Linked DNA regions of Homo sapiens: region 2 is linked to region 1. Evidence: chromatin loops called from intact Hi-C (ENCODE). Cell type or tissue: IMR-90. All regions are shown on one strand. Links, peaks and the distances in the headings refer to the core of each region. The heading gives the core; the rest is flanking DNA. Region 1 has its middle 140 kb from the start of TMEM229A. Region 2 has its middle 19 kb from the start of SSU72L6.

Region 1 (16,866 bases), core at 3,514-11,513:
AAGCAACTAGCTAACAACATGACAGGAATAAAACCTTACATTTCAATATTAATCATGAATATAAACAGACTAAATGCTCCACTTAAAAGACATAGAATGGCAAATTGCCTTGAAAAAATAAGACCCAAACTTATGCTGCCTTCAATAACACCCACAGGCTCAAAGTAAAGGGATGGAGAAAGATCTATCATGTAAATGGAAAACAAAAAAGGGTGAGGTTGCTATTCTTGTATCAGATTAAATAGAGTTTAAGCCAAAATTAAATAAACTTTACCAAAGCAGTGAAAAAAAGACAAAGGAGGGCATTATATAGTGATAAAGAGTTTGATTTGACAAGATTTAGCTATGCTAAATGTATATTCACCCAAAGTCAGAGCACTTAGATTTATAAAACAACTACTACTAGACTTACTAAAAGGGATAGATGGTCATACAATAGACAGCCTGTCAATAGAGATAGTCATGCAATTATAGTAAGGAACTTTAATACCCCACTTACAGCACTAGACAAATCACTGAGGCGGAAAACTAACAAAGAAACTTTGAATGTAAATTAGACTCTTGACAAAATGAACCTAATAAACATCTACAGAAGACTTCACCCAGCAACCACAGAATAAACTTTTTTTCACATCTGTGCATAAAACATTCTCTACAATTGATCACGTGCTCTGTTATAAAGCAAGTCTCAATAAATTAAAAAAAGAACCTGAAATCATGTCAAGCATGTCCTTGGACCACAGTAGAATAAAATTAAAAATCAATTCCAAGAGGAAACCTCAAAAACCACACAGTACATGGGAACAAAACAACTTGCTCCTGAATGACTTTTGGGTAAGCAAAAAAATTAACCAGAAACCAAAAAATTTTTGAAACAAATGAAAATAGAGATAAAACATATGCAAACCTCTGGGATCCAGAAAAAAGCAGCATTAACAGGAAAGTTTATCATGCTAAATGCCTACATAAAAAGTTAGAAATATCTCAAATTAATAGCACTAACATCATACCTAAAGGAATTAGAAAAACAAGAACAAACCAAATCCAAGGCCAGTAGAAGAAAATACATAATGAAGATTAGAGCAGAACCAAATGAAATTGAGACCGAAAAAGCCATACAAAAGATTAATGAAACAAAAAGTTGCCTCTTCAAAAGGATAAATAAAATTGACTGATAGCCAGATTAGCTAAGAAAAAAAGAGAAAAGAGTCAGATAAGTATAATCAGAAGTGACAAAGGTGACAATACAACTGATACCAGAGAAATATAAAAGATCTTCAGAAACTACTAATGACATCTATGCACAAAACCTAGAAAATCTAGAGGAAATGGATAAATTACTGAAAACACTCAATTCCCTACTATGAACATCTGTGCACATAAACTAGAAAATTTAGAGGAAGTGGATAAATTCCTGAAAACATTCAGCTCCCTACTGTGAACAACTGTGCACATAAACTAGACAATTTAGAGGAAGTGGATAAATTCCTGAAAACACTCAACTCCCAAGCTTGAACCAAAGAAATAAAAATCCTGAACAGACTAATAATGAGTTATGAAAATGAATCAATAATAAATCTACCAACCAAAACCAGCAGTGAACCAAACAGATTCATAGCTGAATTCTATTAGATGTTCAAAGAAGAACTGGTACCAATCTTACTGAAACTATTCCAAAAAACCAAGGAGGAGGAATTCCTACCTAACTTATTCTACAAAACCAGTATGATGTTGATACCAAAATCTGGCCAGGACACAACAAAAAAAGAACATTACAGGCCAATATCTCTGACTAGCACAGATGCAAAATCCTCAACAAAATATTACCAAACCAAATCCAACAGTATGTCAAAAAGATAATTCATCATGATCAAGTGGGTCTTATTCCTGGAATGCAAGGATTGTTCAACACATGCAAAACAATAAATGTGGTTAGCCACATAAGCAGAATCAAAAGCAAAAACCATACGATCATTTCAATAGATTCAGAAAAAGCATTTGATAAAATTCAACATCTCTTCATGATGAAATCCCAAACAAACTAGGCATTGAATGAACATACCTCAAAATAACAAGAGCCATTTATGACAAACCCACAACCAACATCATACAGAATGGACAAAAGTTGAAAGAATTCCTCCTAAGAGCTAGAAAAAGACAAGGATGTCCACTCTTACTACTCCTATTTCACAAAGTACTGGTAGTCCTAGCCAGAGCAATCAGATGAGAGAAAGAAATACAAGGCATCCAAATAGGAAAAGAGGAAGTAAAATTATCTCTGTTTGCTGACAACATGATTCTATACCTAGGAATTCCTAGAGATTCCTTCAAAAGACTTCTAGACCTGATAAACAAATTCAGTAAAGTTTTGGGATACGAAATCAGTGAACAAAAATTAGTGGGATTTCTATACACCAATAATTTTCAAATCAAGAACAAAATCAAGAACCCAATTTCATTTACAATAGCCTCACACACAAAATACAATACTTAGGAATATATTTAACCAAGGAGGTGAAAGACCTTTACACAGAAAACCACAGAACATTGATGAAAGAAATTACAGATGACACAAACAAATGGAAAATCATTCCATGCTCATGGATAGAAAGGATCAATATTGTTAAAATGACCATAATGCCCAAAGCTGTCTATAGATTCAATGCAATTATTATCAAATTACCAGTGTGTTTTTTCACAGAATTAGAAAAAAAAATCCCAAAGTTCTTATGGAACCAAAAAGAGCCTGAATAGCCAACGCAATTCTAATCAAGCAGAGAAACAAACAAACAAACAACCCCCACCCCCCAAAAAAGCAAAAGCAAAAGCAAAGCCAAAAACAAACCAAAAACAACCACAAAAAAAACCAAAGCTGGAGCCATCTCTTTACCAGACCTTGGACTGTAGTATAAGGCTGTAGTAATCAGAACAGCATAGTACTGCTACAAAAATAGACACACAGATCAATGGAACAGAACAGAAAACCCAGATATAAAGCCACACACTTAACAACTAACTGATCTTCAAAAATGTTGACAAAGATAAGCAATGAGGAAAGGACTCCCTATTCAATAAATGGTGCTGGGAAACTGGCTAGTGATATGCAGAAGAATGAAATTGGACCCCTAGTTATTACTGTATACAAAAGTTAACTCAAGATGGATTTAAGACTTAAATGTAAGACTTAACTATAAAAATCCTAGAAGTAAACCTAGGAAAAACTCTTCTGGAAATTGGCCTATGCAAATCATTTATTGCTAAGACCTCAAAAGAAAATAGAACAAAAACAAAAATAGACAAATGGGACTTAATTAAACTAAAAACATTCTGCACAGCAAAAGAAACAACAGATTAAACAGACAGCCTACAGAATGAAAGAGTATAGCAAACTATTCATCCAACAGATTAATATCGAGAATCTATAAGGAACTTCAATAAACAAGAAAAGAAAAAAGTAACTTCATTGAAAAGTGACAAAGAACATGAACAGACATTTCTCTTGTATGTAGAAGACATACAAGCAGCTAACAAACATGTAAAAAGATGCTCAACATCTGGAATCAGCAGAGAAATGCAAATCAAAACTGCAATGAAATGTTTATCTTACTCTAGTCAAAATGGCATTATCAAAAAATCAAACAATAACAGATGTTGGTGAGGATGCAGAGAAAAGGGGTCATTTATACACTTGTGGGAATGTTAAGGAGTTCAACCCTTATGGGAAACAGTATGGAGATTTTGCAAAGAACTGAAAACAGAACTACCATTTGACCCAGAAATCCCACAACTGGGTATCTTCCCAAGGAAAATAAATCATGTTATCAAAAAGACACTTGCACTTGTATGTTTGTTGCAGTACTATTCATAATGGCGAAGTCATGGAATCAATCTAAGTGACCGACAACAGTGGATTAGATTTAAAAAATGTGGCACATATACACCGTAGAATACTACACAGCCATATAAAGAATGAAATTTTGCAGCAGCGTGGACATAGTTGGAGGCCACTGTGCTAAGTGAATTAACATTTAAACAGAAAATCAAATACTACACCATCTCACCTATAAGAGAGAGCCAAGCAATAAGTACACAGGGTTATACATATGAAAATGATAGATACAGGGAACTCCAAAATTGGGGAGAGAAGCCTGGGGGAAAGGGCTGAAAAACTACCTATTGGGTACAATGTTAAATATTTGGGTGATAGGTTCACTAGAAGCCAAAAACGCAGCATTATACAGTACACCCATGCCACAAACCTGCACAGCTATCCCCTGAATGTAAAAACAAAGAGAAAACTAAGTAAGCAAAGCATAAAAATGGGACCAATAATATCTTCTTTTTATTAGTTTTGATTGTTCTAAAGGTAAGAAGGGATGGCACATAAAGTGCCTATCAAATATTGCTCGGTTCATGATAAGAATAGTAATAATGGTAGTCACAAAAAGAGTCATAACTTCAACAACAATGATGATGATGACAACTAGAACAATTAAGATATTTATTATAGCTTTGAGAAGATTTTAGAATTTTATGAAGTCATTTTTCAAGTAGTGTAAGCTTTCTGTTTGGCAAAAGGTTTTGCTTCCTTTATGTTATAATAATGGATCTTTTGCCAGGCATGGTGGCTCACGACTGTATTTCCAGCTACTTGGGAGACTGAAGTGGGAGGATTGCTTGAGTCTGGGAGTTCAAGACCAGACTAGGCAACATAGTGAGACCCATATAAAAAAAAAGATTTTTCAATTCAAAGTTAATGTTACTAAACATATCAAAAATTGTTTAGTCTTATGCTCTGTGTGGACATGGAAAATAAAAGATGAATAGTGAATTTGTTTTCTTTTTAAAAAAGTTGTATAGACATCAAGACACTCCCACCCTTTTTTGAGTAGCTGTATCACTTTTGAGATTCTGCACGTATATTGAGAAGCTCAAAATAAAAAGCCTGGTTTATAGAATTTTTAGTGGTGAGGACCAAGTTAGAGCTGGCTAGAAGGTTCCCTGCCAAGAGAACTGCAGATGAGCGATTCCCTAGATTAGCACTGAAGTGGGAATAGGGGAAGTGTTTCCAACTGCCTAAGATAAAAAAGCTGAAGCTTAAACATTTTTAATGTTCAGAAAGCTGACACAAGATTACCAGTGCTATACAAATTAAATTATTTTCTTATTTTCTTACTCCTGTGCTTGCCCCCAATGTCTACTCCAAAGGACCAGCAGAAATCTTGCAATCTGGGATAGAAGGAGTGAAACTAAAATGGAAAAAGAGTAATCTGATTACTCCCACCCTTCCTGACTCCTACATATCCCATCTAGGATTTTAAACCAAGATTAAAGTTTTTCAATTGTATGGTCATGGGCATTTAAATCATTAAACAAGTCTTTATTTTGTGGTGTGGAATGACTGTATACAGTTTGTTTTGCCTAGCAGGGAAGAGAAAAGTCAGTGCATCTGCCTGAGTTTTCATTTAGAGAGGTAAGAGAAGAATTGGTTCTACTACTAAACATATCTTTATTCTCTTTCCAAATAATACAAGGACTCCAGAAGATTGAATTCCCCAGTGGACAAGTCTTTGTTATGAATATTTTAATTTTATTATATTGCCTGCTCTTTTGTAGTTGGATGGAGTTACATGACTAATTCTGACCAATGGGCTATGATTGGAAGTGGTGACATATGTACTTCTATGTATATTCCCATGTGTTTTCTTTCCCAACCATGACATCTTGAGAGACTATATGTTTCAGTTGTACAGCTGCATGAAGACGGAACTCTATTAGCCTTGGTACCACTGTGACTTTTTGGAGCAGATTCTCTTAGTGACTGTTGTTGGTTATGTAGTTTGAGTGAAAAAAAGACCTCGTTATGTTAAGCCACTGAGCTTTCGGGGTTGATGTATTGCCCTAATATAACTAGCCTGTTCTGAATAACAAATACACAAATATATCATTTTTTTACGCTCTTCATTCTTTCTTGCATCTCAGATTTTCCATTTAGGGTTACTTTCCTTTCCTCTGAAGTACATCTATTATCTCCTTTGATGTATGTTTATTGGTAGTAGAGTAGTTCCCCTTTATTCACAGGGCATGTTCCAAGACCTCCAGTGGATGCCTGAAACCACAAATAGAACTGAGCCCTAGATATGCTATGTTTTTCCCTATACTTGAATATTTATAATAAAGCTTATAAATTAGACACAGTAAAAGATTAACAACAATAATAAAATAGAACAATTATCAGCAATTTACTGTCATAAAAGTTATGTGAATGTGGCCTCTGTCTCTCAAAACGTGTTATTGTACCGTCTGTACCCGCCCTTCTTCTTGTAATGACGTGAGATGAAATGACTATGTGATTGAGATGAATTGATGAAACAGGATGGAAAGAGGTTTCATCACACCACCTAGAATGGCATGCAATTAAAAAATTGTAAATAGTTTGTTTCTGGAATTTTCCATTTAATATTTTCTGACCATGATTCACTGTGGGTGATGGAAGCCGTGGAAAGTGAAACACTGGATAAGAGGACTACTCTACATATTTTGTTGATCTTTACATATGTAAAACCTAGTTGACTAAACTGAGAGTGCTTAAATTCCCACAGTGTTTGTGTTTGCTTTTGCTAGAGCCAGGTGATGTTCCCCGTCTTATGCTACTCCAGCCCCTTCTACCATCACTGATTCAATCCTAAAATTTTAGGTTGTGTGTTTTCAACTAATTAACACTTTTATATCAGCATTTGTTTCAGGGTAACTCCACCTGTTATGTGTTCTCAAAGTTTACCTAGAGTTTACAAAATCTTTCAGCACTGCATCTTTGTCACATTAGTGGGTAAAGTATGAGGTCCCAGCCCTTCTCCCTAACCACTTTATCTTTTTGCTCTGCATATTTGAGGAACATTACACATGACTTCTCTCTGGGCCTCACGGGAGAAAAGAGTGTCTTAAAAATTTATAAAGCTTTTGAAGTTCTAAAACCTTGGAATTGGAAGATTAGAAATTTTTACTACCTTGTGTAATTTTATTTTGATATGTTAAGTTTCTTGATTACTTCCTTCTTGAAAAATTTATAACCTCCTACATGGAGGAGAACTCAGAGATCATTTTGTAAAATAATTTCAATTTAAAGATGAGGAAGTGTGAGCTTGTTGTGTTAATGTGGCTTGCCAAGATCACACAGAGGGAAACACAGGCTTGCTATGTTTTACCTGAGAGAAAGTTAGAGAGACTGATTAAATTTAGGCTTTAGACTATTTATCACTGAGTAGCAGCCTCTTTACCTCAATACTTAGTTGATTAAAATCCAAAAGTTTCCAGTAGCCTTTAAATATCAAGGAATGGACCACTGAGCTAAACAAACGCTGGAAACAAGTTTCAGAGAGTGTTTCCATTTTATATAATTAGTTGTTTCAAAAACTAAGGGAATCAACTTTTAGACTCCCATGCTAGTAGTGACTATGACAGTGTCAGCAGGGGGCAGCCAGCTCCTAAAATTTGGAAACATGCTTCCTTCTTGTCTTTTCTGTTTAAGTTTCCAAATCAGGCTTTATAAAATCAAGTTTCATAAAACACTTTATGAAATAGTGATACTGCTTGGTTAAATATAAGAAGAACATTCTGCTTTAACTTCAGCTATTCCAAGGCCAACTGGTACACTGAAAGTCAATTCTGACACTAACCACCCAGAGATAGTGTCAAACCAGACAAATTTAAGGCCAGGGTCCCCAACAAGACCACCCCCACTTTAGATGCCAGACACAAGTTAAGGGGGTTCTCAGGTTACCTACACTTCTGATTAACTGGGTGTAAAGTTGGGGATTCCAATGACTCCCTTCAGATGTAATAATTCACAGGAATGACTCAGAGAACTCAGGAAAGTGCTGTATTTTTTTATCTTTTTTGTAAAATTATACTTTAAGTTCTAGGGTACATGTGCACAATGTGCATGTTTGTTACATAGGTATACATGTGCCATGTTGGTTTGCTGCACCCATCAACTCATCATTTATATTAGGTATTTCTCCTAATGCTAATCCTTCCCCCAGCCCCCACCCCCCAACAGGCCCTGGTGTGTGAGTGATGTTCCCCTCCTTTTGTCCCTGTGTTCTCATTGTTCAACTCCCACTTACGAGCGAGAACGTGCAGTGTTTGGTTTTCTCTTCTTGTGTTACTCTGCTGAGAATAATGGTTTCCAGTTTCATCCATGTCCCTGCAAAGGACATGAACTCATCCCTTTTCATGGCTGCATAGTATTCCATGGTGTATACATGACACATTTTCTTTATCCAGTCTATAATTGATGGGCATTTGGATTGGTTCCAAGACTTTGCTATTGTGAACAGTACTGCATTAAACATACATGTGCCTGTGTCTTTATAGTAGAATTATTTATAATCCTTTGGGTATATACCCAGTAATAGGATTGCTGGGTCAAATAGTATTTCTAGTTCTAGATCCTTGAGGAATCGCCACACTGTCTTCCACAATGGTTGAACTAATTTACACTCCCAGCAACAGTGTGAAAGTGTTCCTATTTCTCTACATCCTCTCCAGCATCTGTTGTTTCCTTACTTTTTAATGATTGCCATTCTAACTGGCATGAGATGATATCTCATTGTGGTTTTGATTTGCATTTCTCTTATGACCAGTGATGATGAGCATTTTTTCATATGACTGTTGGCTGCATAAATGTCTTGTTTTGAGAGGTGTCTGTTCATATACTTTGCCCACTTTTTGATGGGGTTTTTTGGGTTTTTTTTCTTGTAAATTTGTTTAAATTCTTTGTAGATCTGGATATTAGCCCTTTGTCAGATGGATAGATTGCAAAAATTTTCTCCAAATCTGCAGGTTGCCTGTTGACTCTGCTGATAGTTTCTTTTGCTGTGCAGAAGCTCTCTAGTTTAATTGGATCTCATTTGTCTATTTTGGCTTTTGTTGCCATTGCTTTTGGTGTTTTAGTTATGAAGTCTTTGCCCATGCCTACGTCCTGAATGGTATTACCTAGGTTTTCTTCTAGGGTTTTTATGGTTTTAGGTCTTATATTTAAGTCTTTAATCCATCTTGAGTTAATTTTTGTATAAGGTGTAAGGAAGGGATCCAGTTTCAGCTTTCTGCATGTGGCTAGTCAGTTTTCACAGCACCATTTATTAAACAGGGAATCCTTTGCTCATTGCTTGTTTTTGACAGGTTTGTCAAAGACTAAATGGTTGTAGATGTGTGGTGTTATTTCTGAGGCCTCTGTTCTGTTCCATTGGTCTATATATCTGTTTTGGTACCAGTACCATGCTGTTTTGGTTACTGTAGCCTTGTAGTATAGTTTGAAGTCTGGTAGTGTGATGCCTCCAGCTTTGTTCTTTTGGCTTAGGATTGTCTTGGCAATGTGGGCTCTTTTTTGGTTCCATATGAAATTTAAAGTAGTTTTTTCCATTTCTGTGAAGAAAGTCAGTGGTAGCTTGATGGGGATAGCATTGAATCTATAAATTACTTTGGGCAGTATGGCCATTTTCATGATATTGATTCTTTCCATCCATGAGCATGGAATGTTTTTCCATTTGTTTGTATCCTCTTTTATTTCCTTGGGCAGTTGTTTGTTGTTCTCCTTGAAGAGGTCATTCACATCCCTTGTAAGCTGTATTCCTAGGTATTTTATTCTCTTTGTAGCAATTGTGAATGGGAGTTCACTCCTGATTTGGCTTTCTGTTTGTCCGTTATTGGTGTATAAGAATGCTTGTGATTTTTGCACATTGATTTTGTATCCTGAGACTTTGCTGAAGTTGCTTACCAGTTAAGGAGATTCAGGGCTGAGATGATGGGGTTTTCTAAATATACAATCATGTCATCTGCTAACAGAGACAATTTGACTTCCTCTTTTCTTAATTGAATACCCTTTATTTCTTTCTCTTGCCTGATTGCCCTGGCCAGAACTTCCAATACTATGTTGAATAGGAGTGGTGAGAGAGGGTGTCCTTGTCTCGTCCCAGTTTTCAAAGGGAATGCTTCCAGTTTTTGCCCATTCAGTATGATATTGGCTGTGGGTTTGTCATAAATAGCTCTTGTTATTATGAGATACATTCCATCAATAACTAGTTTATTGAGAGTTTTTAGCATGAAGGGCTGTTGAATTTTGTCAAAGGTCTTTTCTGCATCTATTGAGATAATCATGTGGTTTTTGTCATTGGTTCCGTTTATGTGATGGATTACGTTTATTGATTTGTGTATGTTGAACCAGCCTTGCATCCCAGGGATGAAGCCAACTTGATTGTGGTGGAAAAGCTTTCTGATGTCCTGCTGGATTCGGTTTGCCAGTATTTTATTGAGGATTTTCACGTCGATGTTCATCAGGGATACTGGCCTAAAATTTTCTTTTTTTTTGTTGTGTCTCTGCCAGGTTTTGGTATCAGAATGATGCTGGCCTCGTAAAATGAGTTAGGGAGGATTCCCTCTTTTTCTATTGATTGGAATAGTTTCAGAAGGAATGGTACCAGCTCCTCTTTGTACCTCTGGTAGAATTTGGCCGGATCCTGGAATTTTTTTTGGTTGGTAGGCTATTAATTATTGCCTCAATTTCAGAACCTGTTATTGGTTGATTCAGAGATTCAGCTTATTTCTGGTTTAGTCTTGGGAGGGTATATGTGTCCAGGAATGTATCCATATCTTCTAGATTTTCTAGCTTATTTGTGTAGAGATATTTATAGTATTCTGTGATGGTAGTTTGTATTTCTGTGAGATCGGTGGTAATATCCTCTTTATCATTTTTTATTGCATTTATTTGATTCTTCTGTGTTTTCTTCTTTATTAGTCTTGCTAGCAGTCTATCAATTTTGTTGAACTTTTCCAAAAACCAGCTCCTGGATTCATTTATTTTTTGAAGGGTTTTTTGTGTCTCTATCTCCTTCATTTCTGCTCTGATCTTTGTTATTTCTTGTAGTCTGCTATCTTTTGAATTTGTTTGGAAAGTGCTATATTTATGATTACAGTTTTATTACAAAGGATGCAAATCAGGAAAACCAACCCAATGAAGAGATGTATGGGATGAGGTCTGGGAGAAAATGCAGATCTCTTTTCTCTCTTCATGGAATAAGGGCATGTCACCATCCTGGCACATGAATGCTCTCTGGCACGGAAAGTTCCACTGAGCTTTGATGTTCAGAAATTTTATTGGGGTTTCATTGCATAGCTATGATAGATTGAATTATTGGTCACATGTTCGAACTCAATCTCCAGCCCTCCTACCCTCTCCAGAAGTTGGGCTGATATCACATAGTTCATAGTTCTAACCCTCTAATTACATGATTAGGTTTTCCAACATGAGCTGTCCCTGTTAAGAAGCTATCTAGGGGCTGACCATGTGGTGCCTCCTTGGCATAACAAAGATACTGATAAAACTCTGAAAATTTCAAGGATTTAGAGATTTCCTCCTAGGAATCAAGAACACAGTTCAGTAAAATTCCTTATTTTACAAAAGAATCACACAAACATACATATACTCATCTTTGCCAAAGAACATTACTGCTTAATAATAATATTGTAGTTATCATTACTATTATCTGTTGCTATCTGTCATTAAAGAACTAAAAAATCCTATGTCTATGATACACTGTAGAAATTTTTTATATTGAAAATATATACAGAGAGAAATTCTCAAGGAAAATGTTTTGCTATTTGGACAATATACAAAGACTCGGTTCTTGATTAAATATTTTTAAAATTTGTAAATTATGAGAGAGGATGTTCTAAAGCCTGGGATTATATTCAGCTCATGTTAATGATGGGCATTGGGGAAAAATGAGCAAATTATACATAAACCAATAGAGACTATAAAACTTCTGAGTGATCAGTAGTGCAGTGTGTTTAATTAGGCATAAGGAAACTATATTCATGTTTTTTTGACCCTGTCCCTAGCTGGCTGTGCTGTCTTGAAGACCTGGATGCTCTCAATTTCTCTCTTCCATTTCCTACATGTATAAGTCATATACAATTATTATTATAATAATTAAAAATACATATTCTTATTTTAAAAATGTAAAAGTCTTTACATTTGATATATAGTGTCAAAGTGGGGCTAAGGCCGTAACCTCACAGGGTACTGGCACCTTAAGTTGGCAATGGAGTTCCAGATTTCAGTGCCTCAGAGAAATGTAGTCTGAATATATTCCACAAGAGTCAATGGACTGCAGACCATATTTGATATGATTTGGCTCTGTGTTTTCCCTCAAGTCTCATGTTGAATTGTAATCCATGGTGTTGGGGGAGGGGTCTGGTGGGAGGTGACTGAATTGTAGAGGTGGACTTCCTCCTTGCTGTTCTCGTGATAGTGAGTGAGTTCTCATGAAATCTGATTAAGTGTTTGACATCCCCCCTCACCCACCACCCTCAGGCTGCCATGTAAGACATGCCTTGCTTCCTCTTTGCCTTCTGCCATGATTGTAAGTTTCCTGAGGCCTCCAGAGCCATGTGGAACTGTGAGTGAATTACATCTCTTTTCTTAATAAATTACCCAGTCTCAGGCAGCTCTCTCCAGCAGTGTAAAAATGGACTAGTACACTGTGAGTCAATTAAACCTCTTTTCTTCACAAATTACCCGGTCTTAGGTAGTTCTCTGTAGCAGTGTGAGACTGGAATAATACAATATTCCCCTATATATAAATGAAACCTGTGAAACCTCTATTTTTGTGTCTAATTTTGCATTAAGAAACATCATTCTTATGAATGTGAAGGGAGAAAGCAAAAAACTCTAAATGATTAATAATTAGTCAAATACAGGGTATTGACTTCAGTTCTAAAAAGTGAAATCCCTGAAGAGACATAAAACATGCTTCTGAGTTGTGAACGCTTAAAAACTGAGCTGAAACTACTTAAATATTGCCCAAGAGTTGTAAACCCTTAAAAACTGAGCTGAAACTACTTAAATATTGCCCAAGAAGAAAGAAGACGTGGAAGAGAGAAAGAAAAGTAAATTAATGGAAAATAAACACATCAACAAAAATTACAAAGCATATGAACAAATCCAACTCCGTGATACGGATTCTCTGCCATTGCAAATTAACACACAAACATAAAAACAACAGCAAAAAGCAACAAAAGAAAATATTTACTCACAAAAATAGGAAACTAAATAATCTAGAAAGTGCTTCAAGTAAACATGTTTAAAATTCTTGAAGAAATAAAGGAGAAAATAATATCCATAAAACAAAAGTAGGGGTTACTGAAACAAAAGCATACTTGTAAATCATGAAGAAAAAGTTAATAAAATGGAAACAAAAATGAACATTATACTTGAGACAGTTGAAGAAAAAACTTGTAATAGAGAACTTTGAAAATTACTGTGACTACAGCCTAAAAAGAGACACATATATGTATAAATATATGTGTGTGTGTCTATATATGTGTGTGTGTATATATATATATATATAAAACATGTGAGTGTCTGTGTGCGTGTTTGAAATTCAGAGAAATAAAGCATAGATTTAGATTCTCTAGTAAAATCTGTTTCCAGAAAGAGAAGCTAGCAATTTCCAAAATTGAAGAGCGATGTAAGTCTTTATACAGAAAGAATACTCTAAATGCTACATATAATAAAAAAAAAAATCAGGTAGACTGGACCTTATGTCATTAAGATTGCAAACTGTTCAATGAAACAATGGTGAAAAAAACATATTTTGGGACATCTAAAGACTAAAATGTATTATCTTCTCTTGAGAATGTAATTGAAATTTCTGTAAAGGGTATATTTTAGCAACAAGAAAAAAATAAATCCTGAAGAAAAAATTGTGACGCAAGAAAAAATGTTCAGCAAAGGCATTGATAAACATATATTGGGAAAATAAAAAGTAATGACTAAAAATATAATTTTTTGAATATTTAAAATAAAGAAGAACTAACATTGTAGTCAACCATTAGATGAAATGTAGAATAAATAGCTCTTACTTGCTATGTCTTACCTGAGAGAAGGTTAGAGGCACTGATTAAGTCTCAGGTTTTATTAAAATAAATTAAGTAGGAGTGTTAACAAGTTTTAAGGGAAATACCAATAAAGAATTAAAAAAGAAACTGTTTCAATTCCAAAGTAGGCAGGAAAGAAAAAACAGGCAAAGATATAATATGATAATAGAAAATATAAAATAAAATGAATGAAATTTGTTCAACTATAAGTAATCACAGTACATATAAACTTCATTACAAGAAAGAAACTCTAGAAACAACTATAACTTATTTATAGTTGGCACAACCAAAATAAAGTGGCACAAGGCTGTGAACAGAATGTTTATCACTCTGTACTCCCCCTAGTCCCTCCCAGTGCCAATTCATATGTTGAATTCTAAATCTCCAATATGATAGTACTTGGAGATGGAGGCTTTAGGAGGTATCTTAGTCTGTTTGGCTTGTTGTAACAAAATTCCATAGACTGAGTGACTTCTAACAACTGAAATTTATCTCTCATGGTTCTGGAGGCTGGGAAGTCTAAGATCAAAGCATCAGCAGATTTGGTGTCTGGTGAGGGTCTGTTTTCTGGTTCATAGGTGACACCTCCCTGCTCTGTCCTCACGTGATAGAAGAAGCAAGGCAGCTCTCTGGGGCCTCATTTATAAGGGCACTAATCTCATTCATGAAGGTACTGCCTTCATCTAATCACCCCTCAAAGGTCTTACCTCCTAATTTCATCATATTGGTGATTAGGTTTCAACATGTGAATTTTGGAGGGACACAAACATTCAGCCTATAGCAGGAGGAAATTAGGTCATAAAGTTGTAACCCTCATGAATAAGATTATTGCCCTTATAAAAGACACCAGAGAGATGATTGTTCTCTGCTCTCCACCGTGTGAGGATCCAAGAAGATGACCATCTGCAAACCAGGAATCAGGCCATCAACAGACATTGAATCTGCTGGTACCTTGACCTTGGACTTTCCAGCTTCCAAAACAGTGAGAAATAAATGTTTCTTGTTTAGGCTACCCAGTAGATGCCATTCTGTTACAGCAGCCTGAATGCATTAAAACACACAGAAAGATTAAAAAGAAGGGAATGGAAAATAATCACTAGTACCACCTCCATGCTACTCTTGCTACTTTCACAACCATAAGCAACATTTATGGAGTGCTTCCTTTGTTCTAAACATTATTCTAGGACCTTTACACATTTTATCTTACTCATTCTCATTGCAAGCTTAAAGTAAAAAGTAATATAATAGTACTAATACCAGGTGAACAGAGTTTATGAAAATAACATTTCCTCCTTAAGCCATTTTAACCCCATACTAGCTACACTACTGATAAATATCAAAGGGATTTTTCTGAGATGAAAATCTGACCATGTCAGTTATTTTCTTCAAGGCTTTCATTTTCTACATCATAAATAATACAGGCAATTAAACTTCTACAGCACTAACTACATCTCAGGAACTCTCTGACTACTTTATATGTGTATGTAGCTCATTTAACCATCACACAACATTATGAGGTTGTTAATGAATCCCATTCTTCAGATGATTAAATGAGGCACTGAGGCATAATTTTCCCAAGCTTACACAGCCATTAAGTGGCAGAGCTGTGAGTTGAATCCAGGAGTACATGGCTCTAGAGATCATGCTTCTAACCACATTATGCCACCTATCTCAACAAACACTTTGACTTCTAAAATTTTATTTTTGAACTCTTACATATTTTGTCACCGTGTCTCTCATCAACTTTCAACACACACTGTAATTTATCTATAACAAACTATTAAGCTTATGATTTCTGCAATTTCAAACTTAGTACCTTTACTGGTGCTACTTTCTTGGGCTGAAGTAGCCTTTCTATCTGGTGTACTTAGAAACACCATTCAAAATTCAGCTCAGGAATATTATCTTCTCTGAAGCCTTCTCTGGTACTATGGGTGAGAATCAAAATATTTAATAACAAGTAGGAAGAGGTACCAACCAAGTAGAATAAATGCTTTGATCAATTAGAAGCAATGCTGGGTACAATCACTGCAGCAGTTTGGTCCCTGAGTTCTTGGCTCTCACATAAATAGAAAATAACACCAGGCCAAACAGAAATTGTTCTCAGGCCAAGTTTGATAGGCTTGTGGCTCAAGCAAAGCAAGGGGGCAGTGTATGAGAAAGGGATCCTGGTGCTAACTTCTGCAGGGGCTTAGCTCTTGTCATTTTAAGGAAGCCGAGGGGTAAAAAGGAGCAATATGCAGGCATGAAGAGGCAGGGAACTTTTAGCACCTGTGCAGTTCGACAACATGCCTCTTCATGCATTTCATGTCTCATGTTAAATTTCCACCTCTGGGTGTAATGACATTATAGTGAGGAAAAACTCAGTGAAAGCTCAGCACTAGAGGCCATCTTGTCTTTAGCTGGCTGGATCTGATTAGATTTTTATCAGGAATGCTGGAGTCCCGCTTTGACAATCTTTGGAGAAGTAACTCAAGGAAATAAATGGGTAGGTTCTTTCTTTCATGGTTGGGAATTCAGCTTGGTCAGCTAAGTTAGGAGGAGGCATCTTTCTGCTACATAACTTGGGTCAGCTTATTAAGGGAGGCAAGAAGGTAAGGGAGGGAATATGCCTGGACATGTGACGCCCATGTGGTCTTGAAAACGGGAAAGGTTTCCTTGTCCCCTTAGCAGGGCATGTAGTGGGGGCTGTGGCTTGCTTCAGTGCCCCAACACTCAAACCTTGTGGGAGCATACAGATGGGCAGGCTGTGGGGCTGTGACCCGACAGCAATGTCTAGAGGTCAATGATCACAGCTCCTGAAGCCCCAGTGGGCGTGTGTTACAGGGTGCTCTTTTAGTTTGCAGTCTATAAGCGGCTTGGGTTAACCAGCTCAATCAGATCCTCTACCTTGTCACAAGGACAGACGGCTTTTTGTATCCCAGGTTC
Region 2 (16,866 bases), core at 6,007-14,006, 290 kb after region 1:
AAAGTTTCTACTTGATTAGCTGGTTTTGTCAAGTAAACACAAATAATAAGAGGCCAGAGATTAGCTGAAGACTAGGAATTTATTCATTTTAAATACTTGTTATATACACAAAATTCTGCTGTGTACTGAGTTTATTATTTTCCGTGATAGACAATACCTGATCTCTTTGTGTTTCAGTAGAAAAGACAAACACTGATTAGATTTATAAATAATAAATAAGACATGAATAAGTAACCAAGTATGCTATGAAACGCAAAAATAGGAGTGGCCTAATTAATAGATATGGTGGAGTTGAGGGAAATGTTTTTTGGTAATCAAATTTAAAATTGGCCTAAAAAGTGAGAATGATATAAACTATTACTGTTATTTTGGCTACAAGAGTTTGGTATACTACAAAGGAAATGGCAATTCATTTTATTATGAGAAATAGTGGAGTTCAAACCCTGATTGCAACTTAAATCTGTGATCAGTGAAAGTTATAAGAAAATTAAGCATTTTTCTAAATGGGAAAACAGGTAAATTCTTTGGATACCACACACCTAGCATGACTTGGAAAATCTAGACACCATTCCAAAGCTTTCTCAATCACTAAATATTACATAATTTTGGATAGGATAGCTAAAACTCTGATTCTTCCTTCTTGAAATTATAAAGAAATAATAATATCATTCTAATGTATTTTATAGAGATATAATCTGGTGAAATAAGAAGTAACCAGATTCCTTAAATACTTGCATAATAATTTAATGAATAGTTGCATAATAATGCAACATATAATTACTATCCTGACGGATGCCATTTTTAAGTTTTTTAAAATTACATGAGAAAATCCTATATTGCTCTCATAGCAGAATCCTGATGGTGTAAGTAATCAGTTAATATTATTTCCTTTCCACTGTCCATTCTCTTTCTTGAGAAGTAAACTATGCGTTCAGACAGAAAATTTCCATGTCAAAAAATGTAGAGAGCAGTCAAAAGCAAATGAGCAGACTTCTTCATGAATATTTAAAATAGCCAGTATGAAAGCACACTTCCATGTGTGCTAATTTCTGTTATTTTAAAAGTCATTTGTGGTTTTAGCTCATGGAGGATGAATCTTAAAGAATTTATTTTCCTGTACAGAATAATCAGGTGGCAAAGAAACAATCAATGAGTGACTATAATGCATTTTGCTACTATCAGCACTAATAAGAGAAAATCTGATTTTCAACTCATAGTAACTAGTCTGATTTTTAAATTAGGGCCTTATTTCCTAATCTCAGAAAATAAGCAAGCTACTCCTTCTCTGTCTCAATAGCTAGCTAGATAGATAGATAGATAGACAGACAGATAATTTTCCTCCTTGTCATACCAATTATAATGACCAATGGTAATTTAAAGCTAAGTTTCCAAAGACTAAACAGTAAGAGAAAGATATTACTGATGCCTGAAAGAATTCTATTGTGCTGTTTCTCTTGGGCCCTAATATATATCCACTGCATAAGAATGCAATATCAGATCTAAATGTGGTATTTCCATTTGCGAGCAGGGCACCAGCTGTCTTCTTAAATTTCCATGCCACTTAATCTAGCTCTAAGTTTGGTTAGCTTTCAATTCACAAAGAAGGCAACAACAACTACACAGGGTCACATTTTCAGCAAGGTCTCTGAGGTAATGAAGTGTACAAAGTATGCTAATAAGGAGAGCAGCTAAGTTAATTCCTTGGGGCAGGTGCAAATACATGGTCCTAGGATCCACTTTTTGGTGCAGTGCAAGAAGCGACCTGTGAATGGGAGGAGTTAACATTGGAAGCCAAGAATTTTAGCATTTTCCAACATTGTTTGGGGATTACCACTTATTACCCTGAAGGTCCACTTCTACCTGCATAATCCTCAAAGGGTCAAACCCTCCGAGATCGTCATCTAGAGAACCACTTGCATCAAAATTATCTGCTGCTTTAGTCATCTATATTCACACAATAAACTAGCAAAAGAGAAAATATTGATATGTCCATTCTAATCACCACCAAGATTTTTCATAGGCTACTTGTACATTTGTCACAGTTTCAAAGTCCTTCATGCCTACACTAAGTCAGAGGAATACAAGGAGATATTTAAATGGGCTTTTAATCAGAGTTTCTAAATAATCAGGTAATTTTGTCAGAATATGATGTAAAGGGTTTGAGATGAGGACATTCCTTGGAAAATAACTTCTCAATTTACTCTGTAATATGCATTTGTCACAGAAGATGGTTTATCAATATTTAAATCACTGAATTAAACCTGTATTACGCAAGCACACACAGAAAATACATGGAAAACAAAAATTCTAAAAGTTACCAAGAAATCATATATCACTCATAGGCATACCTTATGCTATTTTAAGATAATTAAATAGCTGATAGACATAATCTAGAGTAAATCATAGAATTAGAATCACAGAATATTAATGCTACAAGGTATGCTGTTGTGTTGCTCCCCCTTTACCACTCTAATGCTGTGTAACAAAACACCCCAAAACTCAGCGTCATAAAATGACAAAATTTGCTCTCATGTTACTAGGTCACTCGGCATGCCTCTGCTTCAGTTTACTAAGTGTGGGACCGCTAATATTCTGCATCAGGCTGTGAATTGACGGAAGTCTGCCTCATGAGTCTCCTTCTATTACCCCAGCTATCTCGGGATGTTCTAATGACAGAGTTTGGAAGATCCTAGATTGGTAAATAAAAGCATGTGATGTTTCTTACAGCTTAGAGTCAAAATTCTAGCCCTGGAAACTCACACATGGTTACTTCTCCCAAATTCTATTGGCTGAAGCAAGTCCCAAAGAGAAGAAACATACTCTTCCCAAAGAAGTAGGTGGAGGAGTGATTATTGCTGAACAAAAAGTGATTCTACTCAAGCTGTAAACAGTAGCCAAATTCATTATTTTATGGAGAGGAATCAGAACATTTGTTGTCTGTGTGTGTGTGTGTGTGTGTGTGTGTGTGCGCGCGCATGTGACAGAGAGGCGGGGAGAGACAGAGAGAGAGAGATCCAAGGGCTTGCTACGTGTTAATTTCAGAACTGGAATAATAACAATATACTTCATATTTTTAAAGGGGAAATTCCACTCTACTTTAATACAATGCTCTATATTCTGTACCCACATGGAAACTGACATTTTTACTAAGTGATATATGAACAATTGCATATTCACTATTCACTGGAGGATGCAAGAGTATATTTTCAGGGTTTTTAAAAACTGATAGTTTCTTCCTCCATACCCAGTAGACACACACACACACACACACACACACACACACACACACACACGTCCACATATATACAGTAGAGGGAGGGAGGGAGGGAGGGAGGGAGAAAGAGAGAAAAAATACAAATGTAGAAATGCAATTATTTAACAAATTTAAGCTAAGCCAGCTCTAACTGAGTTTGGAGCTGCAGTTTTTTTCCAGGAGCTTAGGAATTTCACGAACAAAATGGAAGCTGACAGGTGATCCCCTTAACAAGTTTGTCATTGTTTAACATGAATGTGAAGTTTAGATTGGTAATCAAGGCAATAAACCTAACGGAGCCAAGAATTTGTGTTCCTTCTTCTTCAGTAAGGATGGAAAACAATTTTTTTTCATTTACGTGACCCTTTTTTTTACTCTCAGGAAAGGAGGATATGCTGATAAGATACGTTAATCAGAAGCTATGGGAAGTAAGGACATTTTCTTTCTTGACATTATCCTATGAATATCAGAAAAGGAATTACTATTACAAAAAATACTATTACAGCTGTGACTTGTGATATGTACTGAACAGCCTGTAAATCTCACCTCACGTCACTCCGGAATTCTCTCACCACACATTTACTGAGCTGCAGATGGTCTTCTTGCTTTCCCGATGGCAGATATCTCTAAACTGTTGGAATTATCCAACACTTAACTTTTTAAACAAGTTTTCAAAAACTTCCTACAGATTTTTTCTTTAGTGCAATGAATGTAGAAAAAGACATATAGTTCTCCCCAAGTGCCCTAAGCAAAGCAATCCACTTTGGTTGAGAGCTGTTATGTTGGTTATTAAAGAAGACAGAATATAGAATCACATTTATGAGGCAAAAGGCAAACTTACACTTTCTTGACAATAATGACTCTACTCTTTTTATAATTTTATGTTGTGTTTCTTTCTATTTTATGTTTTGTTTTTTCATACATTTATAGTGCAATACCATGGAGTTTATCTGCCAAATATTTTCCTTGCTTTGAGTTTCCACTAAATTAATGGGAAAATAAACATCCTCTAGTAGAAACCCCTACATGCTCCCCATAGGCATAACTATTAATTTTTCCTCTGCAGGCATTTAAATTAATATTTTCTGCTCATGAAAAGGGAGGGGTGGCTTAAAAGTCTTTAAGACAAAATTGGCCTTTCTGTAGCTAAACATAAAGAAAATCTCTTCTTTTTCTTCTCTGTCTGTAGTTTGCCTTCATCTCTCAACATAAATAGAAGAGTTAATTGGGAAGAATAAAAGAATCCTTTTTGATATGGCAACAAAAGGAATGCAGAAGGAAATGATGGAAAAGCCAGTGTTTTTACTTTTTATTAGCTTTGTTATTTATGAAACCGTTTTAAAGAAATGTGTTTTCCAAAGGAAGGAGGCCAGACACCCACTACTGCTTCTAGCATACCTACACTGTATTGGAAAACAGAAAATGAATGGGTTTTGGAGTCAGACATTTCCATTTCTGCAAATGACAAACTATACGACCTTGAGTGAGTTATTTAATCTCTATAAGTTTCGATTTCTTTCTTTGGAAAAACAGGGATAAAATAATACCTATTTCATAGACTTGTTATGAGCATTAAAAAATATGTGAAGTGCTTGGTCCTTGGTGGTACTTGGTGGGTACTTGGTCCTTGGTGGGTACTCAGTAAATGATAGCATTTACTATTTGGAAAATGATAATACATGGCAAGCAAAAATAGTTAAACATTTGGAGTAAAAAACAGATCTAGGTTAAAATTCAGCCTCCCTCAAGGCTCCCTGAAGGACTACTGGTGAATTTAGCCTGCATAAGACTTAATTTCTGGATTTTTGTAGGGTCAGAGGGTTTCAGGAGACTTGCTGGCTCTTGGACCCTTGCTTGGTACACAGTTGTTATTAGTAAGCGATACCCATTAATACAGTAGTAGTGGTGGAAGTCATGGTAGTAGTACTCATAGTGACCCTATGAAAATTTTTATTTAATAAAATTATTATAACTTAGTTTTCCTAATGTAATATTTTAGACCCCTTTCCAGACAAAAGTACAGTGAAATCTTTCTAAGAATCCCTCTTGAAACCACATTTCTCTTCTGACACCTTAACAATCCCCAAACACATGCACTACTACAAGAGAACACTTGCAGGAGTGTCTTTGACCCCCTGTGTTAGTCTCCGTACTGTATATACACACAGACAGAGATTTATTTTAAGGAATTAGCTAATAGGATTATGGAGACTGGAAAGTCCAAAATCTACAGGGTGGGCACACAAGCTGGAGACCCAGGAAGAGCTAAAGCTGCAGTTCAAGTCCAAAGGCCTTTGCTGCAGAATTCCATTTTTTTTTTTTTTTGCTTTGTTTAGCCTTTAATTGATGAGATGAGTCCAGTTCACATTAAAAAGGGCAGGCTGTTTTAATCAAAATCCATAAATCCAAATGTTAATCTCATCCCCTAAAACTCTCACAGAAACATCCAGAATAGTATTCGACCACATATCTGGGCATTGCTGCCTAGACAAGTTGACAAATGAAATTAACCATCACACATGGCTATCCCAGTCCTAATGGGATAATCTCTTATTGGTGGGGGAGGACTCCATGCACAAGAGGTCCCTAGGGTATCAGAAAGGAAGGGGTCCAGTCTATTTCATCCTTTGCCTTCTTGACTTAACTTCCATTTTCCTTTAACCTTCTGGGGAATATCATGAAAAGTGAAATCTCTTTGGAGAAAACCCAGACATTTAAAATTTGATAGGTAAGGTTGCAATATAGAAGAAAGAGTGTTCCTGTCTTCTAGACATTCAACTTCCTGGATCACCTGCTCATCCCCTGACAATCCATGCCACCTTCCAGAGTATAAAGATCTGTGACATTGCTCTTTCAACATCCTGCAAGAAGGCAACTTGTTGTAATAATTTATATTTTGGGCCACTAATCTTATATTCTGCTGCTTATCTAAGAAGGTAATTTATATGTTCCAGCAGGGCAGACATGAAATAAATATTATTTCTATTTAGAGGAAATGAGTAGAAAGAATGTACAGAAAGAATATCTTTTTGGCTGACACAATTCTTAATGTTTCTTCAAATGCTGTTAATATTGGTAATTTAACTGACCAAATTTGTCTTTTTGATTGTTTTTATTTAAGGAAGAAGAAAGGCCCTTTTTGTATAAATAATACCAACAAAGCTAATATTTTTTAAAAAAGAAATTCATCCAAAACCAGTGTATCTCTTTATATATTAACTTTAAATAATTGGTTTGATTGATTTCCCCTCTGCCACCTTGAGTTGATTATATTAATTTTAGATAATATCATTCCCAAACTTTAATCCAAGGACAATTGTAGGATTGGCTGCATAAGAATCACCTTGGGAGCTTTACAATAAATACACACTCTTGGTACCTATTTCCAGTCCTTCAGATTCAGAAGGCCCTGGCGCAGGAATCTTTAACAAAGGTCAATTTACACTAATGGCGACAGTCTTAAATTTGCCACATCTAACCCCAAACTGGCCACTCAGATGATAGATTTCTATAGTTTCCTTTGGATGTCTTGCTCTGATCACCTTGGTGATTTTTCAGTCAGATTACTTTATCCATCCTTATAATTTAGCATGTATAACACTGGAACAATTTCAGAGCACTGGCTTCTAAGTCCATGGGGCAAGTGGGATCTGTGGGGAAAATATACATTGAAGATTACTCTTTCTTTCTCCTTTTCTATTTGTTATGATTATTGATGTCTCTTTCTATATGTGTTCCCCAATATGGCAAGTGAGTAAATGAATGGATAAACAATGACACCATATCCTAAATAGGAGGAGGAATCCTGAGAAGGGACTAGATTTGAGTGCCCTGGTGGACCATACTTGAGCCTTATAAACTCTAGCTTCTGATAAGGGGAATACTGTGGCATTTCTGAGCTGAGTTAGCAGAGCCTATCCAGGGGCTGTCTCTGCAAGGCCTAGAGACACCCTTGTTATATAAGCCCCTGACATGACCAAAGAAGTTGCGTCTCCTATTCCTGCTGTTGTCAATCAATTTTATTGGCTCCATAGCTACAGGTCTCAGCCCCTAAATCCAGCCAGTTGTTTAGCTAACTCTTGTTATTAGTCAGAAATCGAAGGTGAGAGATGTGGATCTGTGCAAACCTCTTTTCCAACAATGAAATGGAGGAGGCAAAAGTGAAAAAACATGCAAACCTCAAAAGAGCCATTTTATTGCACATAGGGCAGCATCTATTTTGCAGGAATTGTCCAAGATATCACGGGTATGGGCATCTAAAAATCAAGTGTGCCTTAATTTCTAAAGTATTTGGGAAAAAAATTATTATTTTATGGAAGAATGTTGGCAATTTGGCAAAAGACTTTTTAAAAAGACAAAGTAGTTTGTTAAAATGTTTCAATATGAGACAAATGTGGTATTTTTCCACTGTAGTCACTTGGAAAAGAAACAGCTGAAAACATTTGAAAGGAACTGATAGAGCCCTGAGCCATCATAGCAGGATACTATTGCAAACATTTGCAGCTAGGACTGTTGAGCGGCAGAAAAATTCACATAGCAACTAGGAAGCCACAAAAGGATATGAGGTGGGAAGAAGGTGTAATGATTAGAGAAAAAGTGTTTCTTTGATTGCTCTGCTGATAATACTCACAAAGCAAAAATGCCTTAATAGACAATGATATTAAGGATATAAACACAAATCTATCTTTGACGTGTTCCATCATGCTTGCTATAGGACTTACAACATAAGCTCATCTTTATTCTTCATTCACTTGGTATGTTGTTGGTGCCAAATCCATTAAGGATGATTTATATTTACGGATGGATGGTGTGTGTTACCCATTTGAATATCTTCTCAGTTCCTTCACTTTGGAGCTTCCTACCTTACCCACAAATATAGGCCCTCCTTATCCTTATATATAATGTGTATGTCCTACCTTAAAACCATAATTGATTGATCAGAACTAGACATGCGGCCCACACTGGTTTAATCTCATCCTCTCTGCCCAGGATTTGGTACCATTTAAGCTATCTTGTAATTTATACAAAGTAAAGTTTACACTTATCTACTTGAATCGTGGTACTGGAGTTGTATTTTATTGTTTCATACCTTTAAATGTCAACGGAGTTGAGAGTTTAAAAATAATAAAATAAAAAGAAACAGTTAAAAAACAATGAAATATGATTTTGCAACAAACTTTCTAATTTTCCCAGCCAATGATATAGGGGGAGAATAAACCATCCTTATAATATTGATGTAAGAGTGCTTTTTGCCAATGATAACAGCGATAATGGGGGGTGTTTTGGTCATAAAAAATAGCAAAATGGTTTATTGTTAAATATATTATTATTAAAAAGAATACAAATGCAGGTAGTTTCCCATTTTTAATGTTGGTTCTGTCTCTGATGGCTGAAACTATGAATTACAAAGTCATCAGCTAGCTGACGCCTCCTCACCAGGACTCGCAGAGATGTTTGCAAAAAAGACAAGGCCAATGTCCCAATGTGCACTAATATGCCTTCTTAGAGTCAGGGACAGATAACAAGTTTCAAGACATTCTTCACCTCCTCTGGTCTCATGTCTTCAACTCTTTTCTGCTATTTTTAGTTCTAGTGCCAAATCATTCAATTAAACATACCTTAGAAGATAAACATAGTGAAAAGAGTAAATAGAATTTCTTTGTAAATAACATGTACTCCATAATCTTTCCTCTCTGTGATACTTGGCATTATATCACAGCGCTTCTCAAATGTTAATGTGCATACAAATCAACTGGGAATTTTTTTTTAAATGCAGAATCTCAACCTTACCCAAGACATCTTATTTTGCATGTCTTGGGTAGGGCTGAGATTCTGCATTTCCAACAAGCTCTCAGGTGATGAAAGTGGTCCTCACTTCAAAGAGCAAGGTTCTAAGGTACAGTGGGAAGACAAGAATAGATACCTCCTCCCAAGTTAAGAAAATACTCCAGAGTATACTAACCTAATGAGATTTTTTTTAAGTGTGAAAAGAGTCCTTAACCCAGAAAATGCCAAGTGCTATTCAAAGGGAGCCCATCACATGGATGTAGGAGTAGTCAACTTCTAAAACTTGTAGCTGAATGACATTTTGGGTTTTGACAAATACCGTAACTCTACTTCAAGAGCAAAGTAAAGGAAAAAGGAACTTTGATATCCTTGTGGTCATTTTTACATAGAATTTCTCATCAGAATAGTTGGTGGAAGCTTTTTAAGGAAACAAATTCCTATGACTCAACAAAACCACTGAACATGATTTTGAAATGCAGAACCAGGTTTACGCTTGGACCCAGTAGGTGATTCTAATACCTTCTCCCGGTTAAGACCCTCTGAATAGTAATTATAGTGTGCTTCTAACAAATGTTTCATCTAGTTTAATATGGTGAGGATCTGTTCATATTAGAGCCCATGTCAGCACAACATTATTATTTGAGCTGATGGTAACCTCATTGCATAAGAAAATCTATTTTAATAGCTACCTCCCTGCCAGATAATGGCAAAACATTATTTTAGTACCATATTGATATATAATATTTTATTTGATTGTATTTATAAAGTCCAAAAATATTATTTAATATGGTTTTTAAATGATACATGGGCAATTATAACTGGTCTAGAGAACAGGATTCTTTCTCTAGGTCCCTTATTTTTAAATACAGTAGCTTTCAATAGTTTACAGTTTGTTTCTGTATATATCACCACATTTAATTCTGAAACAACCTGATAAAATAGGTACTATTATTTTCCCCTTTACAGTTGAAAATTCTGAGAGGGATATTTGCCCAAAGTCACAAAATTAGTAAGTAACAAAGCCAGGAGTTAAACAAGTTTGTCAGATACTTATTCTCAACCCTTATGATATACTGCTAGTTTTTAATCACTGTAAGTAATATTAAACAAATAAATCTATTGTTCAAGTCTTACTGAAATCTGCCTCTCATTTTTGTAAAAACTTAAATGTTTGATCTACAATTTATTACTTGATCAGATATAAAATTTGATCAATACCCTTTATTTTCCTGGTACTATATTTTGCATCCTCTGTTCTCCATGCAAAGGCCAGATTGAGAGTGGAGTAGCAGAAGGAGATGAAAGCTCAATAAAATAGAAACCATTCCACTGGTACAGTGTTCTTGTATTCCCTTTTAGAAGAGAGATTTTAAAAGGGTTATTTTATCACCATCTGTGAGAAATTCAGCTTAAATGATAAAAAAAGCTTTTAAATGATTTATGGAGAAAATTTTGCTCTAAACTGTGAAAAAGATTTCTTAACAGAAAGTTGTGGAAACTGGTAAAACAAGTCAACAAAATTACCTTTTTCCTGTGAAATAATCCCGATGTCACTAAAGAATGCTGAGCCTCCACATGGACTGTGGGAGAGGAAAGAAATATACTCACATCTATCTCACGGCCCTAGAGATTTTTACCTCTTAAAATTCATATGCCTAATTACAGAATTGCAAAATTCTTCAGCAGCTGAATGCCATTCCTCTTAGTCCAACAGATGTCTTGCACATTTTCTTCTCAATGGAGCCAATGTTTATTTCTATTAGAAGACTCTAAATCACACGTTGTTTGACACTTCTAGTTTATCTTTAACTCGAAAGGTTAATTTAATGCTTTCTCCACTGCATATTACAAATACTTCTGAGAGTAGCAGCTTCATATAAGGAAACAGTTCAGAACATGACATTTTACCCACCCAGACTCCTAGTCCATCACATGATTTGTCAATTCTAGGCCTCTGGCTTATTTTGAAATGCATTGCCTCACTCATCATGCGGTACATCTTTGCATGGCCCAGGTCCCTCTTCCGGTTCAAGGTTCCCATCTCCCAGCTTCTGGGTATGCTGGAAGCTGGGAGCTCATACCTGAGCCTGCTCTAGGAATTGCACTTTGCAGAAATGAGCTTCCTGGTTCAAGGCTTTACTCAATCCACTGTATAGTAGATATGGAGATATGAAGCTCCAGTTCTCTTGCTTTTGTTTGAATAACTGCCAGGTCCATCCCACGTCCAGCAGTGTATGGATTCAACTGAAGCTACTGCTCGAAATGTAGTGCAGTTCAACTTTTCTTTCTGCCAAATCCTGTTTTCTCACAAGTGTAGGTCCTAAGAACACTCTCCAATAAAGCTCCCACATAAATATCTCAGAGATTTAGAGATTCTCACCACCACCAGTGCCCTGGAACACTTGACCTCACTGCAAAGACAACTTTCATAAGTCTTTTCATTCATCCAGCAAATATTTTTCAGGTTTCCACTCTGTCAGGCATAGTATTAATTGCTGAGGATACAATGATAATTTAGTACCTGATCATGTAGAGACAATCCTCTGGTGGGATTTATTAAAAAACAAAAGTATTTGCAATAAATTATGATATTTGCTACAGCAGGGGAAATCCAAGGAGGGATGACCAAATCCATTTACGGGGATTAGGGAGGAGTCTATAAAGGCAATGATCTCTTGCTGAGAACTAAAAGATAAATAGGATGAGCTGGGTTGTGGGCAGTGAGTTATATTTCAGGGAGAGGAAACACTGGCTTTAGAGATCCTGAGGGCAGTGATAGTATATGAGACACTGAAAGATTTTCAATGTATGTACAATTTAGAGTGCATAACATAAGAGTGGCAGAGCCATAGTAAAGCATTCCATTGAAGGATTTTTAAAAATTTTAACTGAATCATTGAGGTATAATGACACATCATAAACTACATATTTAACATATAAAATTTGATAAACTTAAATATATTTATATATACACACACACACACACACACACACACATATATATATATATATGAAACTGCCACCACATTCAAGGCACTGAAACATATTTGTCACCCCAAAGGTTTACACAGGCCTCTGTTTAAACACTTTCTCCTAGCCCTCCCCAATCCTAAGGTAAACACGGATCTATTTCTTAACTTTTAGGTTCAGGGTGCATATGCAGGTTTGTTATATAGGTAAATTCATTTCGTGGGTTTGTTGTACAGATTATTTCATCACCCAAGCACTAATCCTAGTACTCAATAGTTGTATTTTCTGTTCCTGTCCCTCCTCCCACTCTCTACCCTCTAGTAGGCCTCAGTGTCTGTTGTTCCCCTCTTTGTATCCATGTGTTCTCATCATTTAGCTCCCACTTATAAGTGAGAATATGTGGTACATGGTTTTCTGTTCCTGAACTGGTTTGCTAAGGATGATGGTCTCCAGCTCCATCCATGTCCTTGCGAGGGACATAATCTCATTCTTTTTAATGGCTGCTTAGTATTCCATGGTGTATATATACCATATTTTCCTTATCCAGTCTACAATTGATGGCCCTTTAGGTTGATTCCATGTGTTTGCTACTGTGAATAGTGCTACAACGAACACCTATCTGCATGTGTCTTTATGATAGAACTAATTATATTCCTTTGGATGTATACCAAGTAATGGGATTGCTGGATTGAATGGTAGTTCTGTTTTAAGCTCTTTGAGAAATCACCACACTGCTTCCCACAATGGTTGAACTAATTTACACTCCCACCAACAGTGTATAGGCATTCTCTGTTCTCCACAACCTCGCTAGCTTCTGTTATTTTTTGACTTTTTAGTAATAGTAATCCTGACTGGTGTGAGATGGCACCTCTTGTGGTTTTGATGTGCATTTCTCTAATGATCAGTGATATTGAGCTTTCTTTCATATGTTTGTTGGCTGAATGTATGTGTTCTTTTGAAAAGTGTTTATGTCTTTTGCTCACTTTTTAATGGGGTTGTTAGGGGTTCTTTCTTGTAAATTTGTTTAATTTCCTTATAGATGCTGGATACCAGACCTTTGTCAGATGCATAGCTTGCAAATATTTTCTTCCATTCTGTAGGTTGTCTGTTTACTCTGTTGATAGTTTCTTTTGGTGTGTAGAAACTCTTTAGTTTAATTAGATCCCATTCGTCAATTTTTGCTTTTGTTTTGCTTGCTTTTGGTGACTTCATCATGAAATCTTCCCCAATTCCTATGTCCAGAATGGCATTGTCTAGGTTGTCTTCCAGGATTTTTATATTTTAGGGTTTTACATTTAAGCTTTTAATCCACCTAGAGTTGATTTTTGTATATGGTGCAATGAAGGAGTCCAGTTTCAATCATCTGCATATGACCATCCAGTTATCCCAGTGACAATTATTGAATAGGGAATCCTTTCCCCATTGCTTGTTTTTGTCAGTTTTGTTGATGATCAGATGGCTGCAGATGTGAAGCCTTATTTCTGGGCTCCCTACTCTGTTTTATTAGTCTATGTGCCTGTTTTTTGTACCAGTACCAGGCTATTTCAGTTACTGTAGTCCTGCAGTATAGTCAGATAATGTGATGCCTCCAGCTTTGTACTTTTTGCTTAGGATTTCCTTGGCTATTCAGGCTCTTTTCTGGTTTTACATTAATTTTAAAATAGCTTTTTCTAGTTCTATGAAGAATGTTGTTGGTAGTCTAATACTATTTTTGTCATTATAAATTATCCTGCATTTCTAGAGTATTACACAAATTAAATCACAAAAGTTTGTTTTTTTTTGTCTGGCTTCTTACACACAGCATAATTATTTTGTGATTCATTCATGTTGTTGCATGCATCAATATCTCATCCTTTTTTTTTCCTGTGGTTAATGGCACTTCTATTTACATAGGAGGACTCCCTAAGAGTGAATTGGTTCTGTTCAAATATATGAGGATTCTAAATTTAAACTAAGACGTTGCCAGATTTTTTTTCCAAAGACTTTACTAATTCATTCATAGTCTCACCAGTCATGTGAGGAAGTACTCTCTTTCCCTGTATGTCCCTGGCAGCAATATGCATTACCAGTCTTTTCATTTTTGCTTAATATCTCAATTTTAATATTAATTTTCTGACCTACTAGCATATTTTAGTATATTTTTATTGCACTTTTCTTTCTTTTTTTTAAATTATACTTTAAGTTTTAGGGTACATGTGCACAATATGCAGGTTTGTTACATATGTATACATGTGCCATGTTGGTGTGCTGCACCAATTAACTCGTGGTTTAACATTAGGTATATCTCCTAATGCTATCCCTCCCCCCTCACCCACCCCACAACAGTCCCTGGTGTGTGATGTTCCCCTTCCTGTGTCCATGTGTTCTCATTGTTCAATTCCCACCTATGAGTGAGAACATGCAGTGTTTGGTATTTTGTCCTTGCAATAGTTTGCTGAGAATGATGGTTTCCAGCTTCATCCATGTCCCTACAAAGGACATGAACTCATCATTTTTTATGGCTGCATAGTATTCCATGGTGTATATGTGCCACATTTTCTTAATCCAGTCTATCATTGTTGGACATTTGGCTTGGTTCCAAGTCTTTGCTATTCTGAATAGTGCCACAATAAGCATACACATGCATGTGTCTTTATAGCAGCATGATTTATAATCCTTTGGGTATATACCCAGTAATGGAATGGCTGGGTCAAATGGTATTTCTAGTTCTAGATCTCTGAGGAATCGCCACACTGACTTCCACAATGGTTGAACTAGTTTACAGTCCCACGAACAGTGTAAAAGTGTTCCTGTTTCTCCACATCCTCTCCAGCACTTGTTGTTTCCTGACTTTTTAATGATCGCCATTCTAACTGGTATGAAATGGTATCTCATTGTGCTTTTGATTTGCATTTCTCTGGTGGCCAGTGATGATGAGCATTTTTTCATGTGTCTTTTGGCTGCATAAATGTCTTCTTTTGAGAAGTGTCTGTTCATATCCTTTGCCTACTTTTTGATGGAGTTGTTTGTTTTTTTCTTGTAAATTTGTTTGAGTTCATTGTAGATTCTGGATATTAGCCCTTTGTCAGATGAGTAGATTTCAAAAATTTTCTCCCATTCTGTAAGTTGTCTGTTCACTCTGATGGTAGTTTCTTTTGCTGTGCAGAAGCTCTTTAGTTTAATTAGATCCCATTTGTCAATTTTGGCTTTTGTTGCCATTGCTTTTGGTGTTTTAGACATGAAGTCCTTGCCCATGCCTATGTCCTGAATGGTATTGCCTAGGTTTTCTTCTAGGGATTTTATGGTTTTAGGTCTAACATTTAAGTCTTTAATCCATCTTGAATTAATTTGTGTATAAGGTGTAAGGAAGGGATCCAGTTTCAGCTTTCTGAAACTGAAACTGGCTAGCTAGTTTTCCCAGCACCATTTATTAAATAGGGAATCCTTTCCCCATTTCTTGTTTTTGTCAGGTTTGTCAAAGATCAGATAGTTGTAGACATGTGGCATTATTTCTGAGGGCTCTGTCCTGTTCCATTGGTCTATATCTCTGTTTTGGTACCAGTACCATGCTGTTTTGGTTACTGTGGCCTTGTAGTATAGTTTGAAGTCAGGTAGCGTGATGCCTCCAGCTTTGTTCTTTTGGCTTAGGATTTACTTGGCAATGTGGGTTCTTTTTTGGTTCCATATGAACTTTAAAGTAGTTTTTTCCAATTCTGTGAAGACAGTCATTGGTAGCTTCATGGGGATGGCATTGAATCTATAAATTACTTTAGGCAGTATGGGAATTTTCAGGATATTGATTCTTCCTACCCATGAGCATGGAATGTCCTTCCATTTGTTTGTATCTTCTTTTATTTCATTGAGCAGTGGTTTGTAGTTCTCCTTGAAGAGGTCCCTCACATCCCTTCTAAGTTGGATTCCTAGGTATTTTATTCTCCTTGAAGCAATTGTGAATGGGAGTTCACTCATGATTTGGCTGTCTGTTATTGGTGTATAAGAATGCTTGTGATTTTTGCACATTGATTTTGTATCCTGAGACTTTGCTGAAGTTGCCTATCAGCTTAAGGAGATTTTGGGCTGTGACGGTAGGGTTTTCTAGATATACAATCATGTCATCTGCAAACAGGGACAATTGGCTTCCTCTTTTCCTAATTGAATACCCCTTATTTCTTTCTCCTGCCTGATTGCCCTGGCCAGAACTCCCAACACTATGTTGAATAGGAGTGGTGAGAGAGGGCATCTCTGTCTTGTGCCAGTTTTCAAAGGGAATGCTTCCAGTTTTTGCCCATTCAGTGTGATATTAGCTGTGGGTTTGTCACAAATAGCTCTTATTATTTTGAGATACTTCCCATCAACACCTAATTTATTGAGAGTTTTTAGCATGAAGGGTTGTTGAATTTTGTCAAAGGCCTTTTCTGCATCTGTTGAGATAATCACGTGGTTTTTGTTGTTGGTTCTGTTTATATGCTAGATTACGTTTATTGATTTGCATATGTTGAACCAGGCTTGCATCCCAGGGATGAAGCCCACTTGATCATGGTGGATAAGATTTTTGATATGCTGCTGGATTCGGTTTGCCAGTATTTTATTGAGGATTTTTGCATCGATGTTCATCAGGGATATTGGTCTAAAATTCTCTTTTTTTGTGTGTGTCTCTGCCAGGCTTTGGTATCAGGATGATGCTAGTCTCATAAAATGAGTTAGGGAGGATTCCCTCTTTTTCTATTGATTGGAATAATTTTAGAAGGAATGGTACCAGCTCCTCCTTGTACCTCTGGTAGAATTTGGCTGTGAATCCATCTGGTCCTGGAATTTTTTTGGTTCATAAGCTATTAATTATTGCCTCAATTTCAGAGCCTGTTATTGGTCTATGCAGA

The links. A loop is a pair of places that touch in the nucleus more often than their neighbours do. Peaks named below come from ENCODE experiments on the same cell type or tissue, not always from the same donor. Only the 100,000 strongest peaks of a DNase experiment are listed, where the experiment ranks them.
Region 2: a loop joins it to region 1, with 5 times the contacts of the local background. A loop is called at or near these places in 3 of 110 quality-filtered maps.

The regions. Positions count from the first base shown.
Region 1 is chr7:124,163,806-124,180,671 of GRCh38, forward strand. No RefSeq gene overlaps it. Among named protein-coding and RNA genes, the nearest start is that of TMEM229A, 140 kb to the left of the region's middle. In IMR-90, for the core only: a CTCF peak has its summit at 7,467 (motif pointing right); a DNase peak (open chromatin) is centred at 7,466; H3K27ac peaks cover 187 bases.
Region 2 is chr7:124,448,559-124,465,424 of GRCh38, forward strand. No RefSeq gene overlaps it. Among named protein-coding and RNA genes, the nearest start is that of SSU72L6, 19 kb to the right of the region's middle. In IMR-90, for the core only: no CTCF peak of the experiment used is centred there; DNase peaks (open chromatin) are centred at 9,473, 10,963 and 13,873; H3K4me3 peaks cover 168 bases; H3K27ac peaks cover 2,950 bases.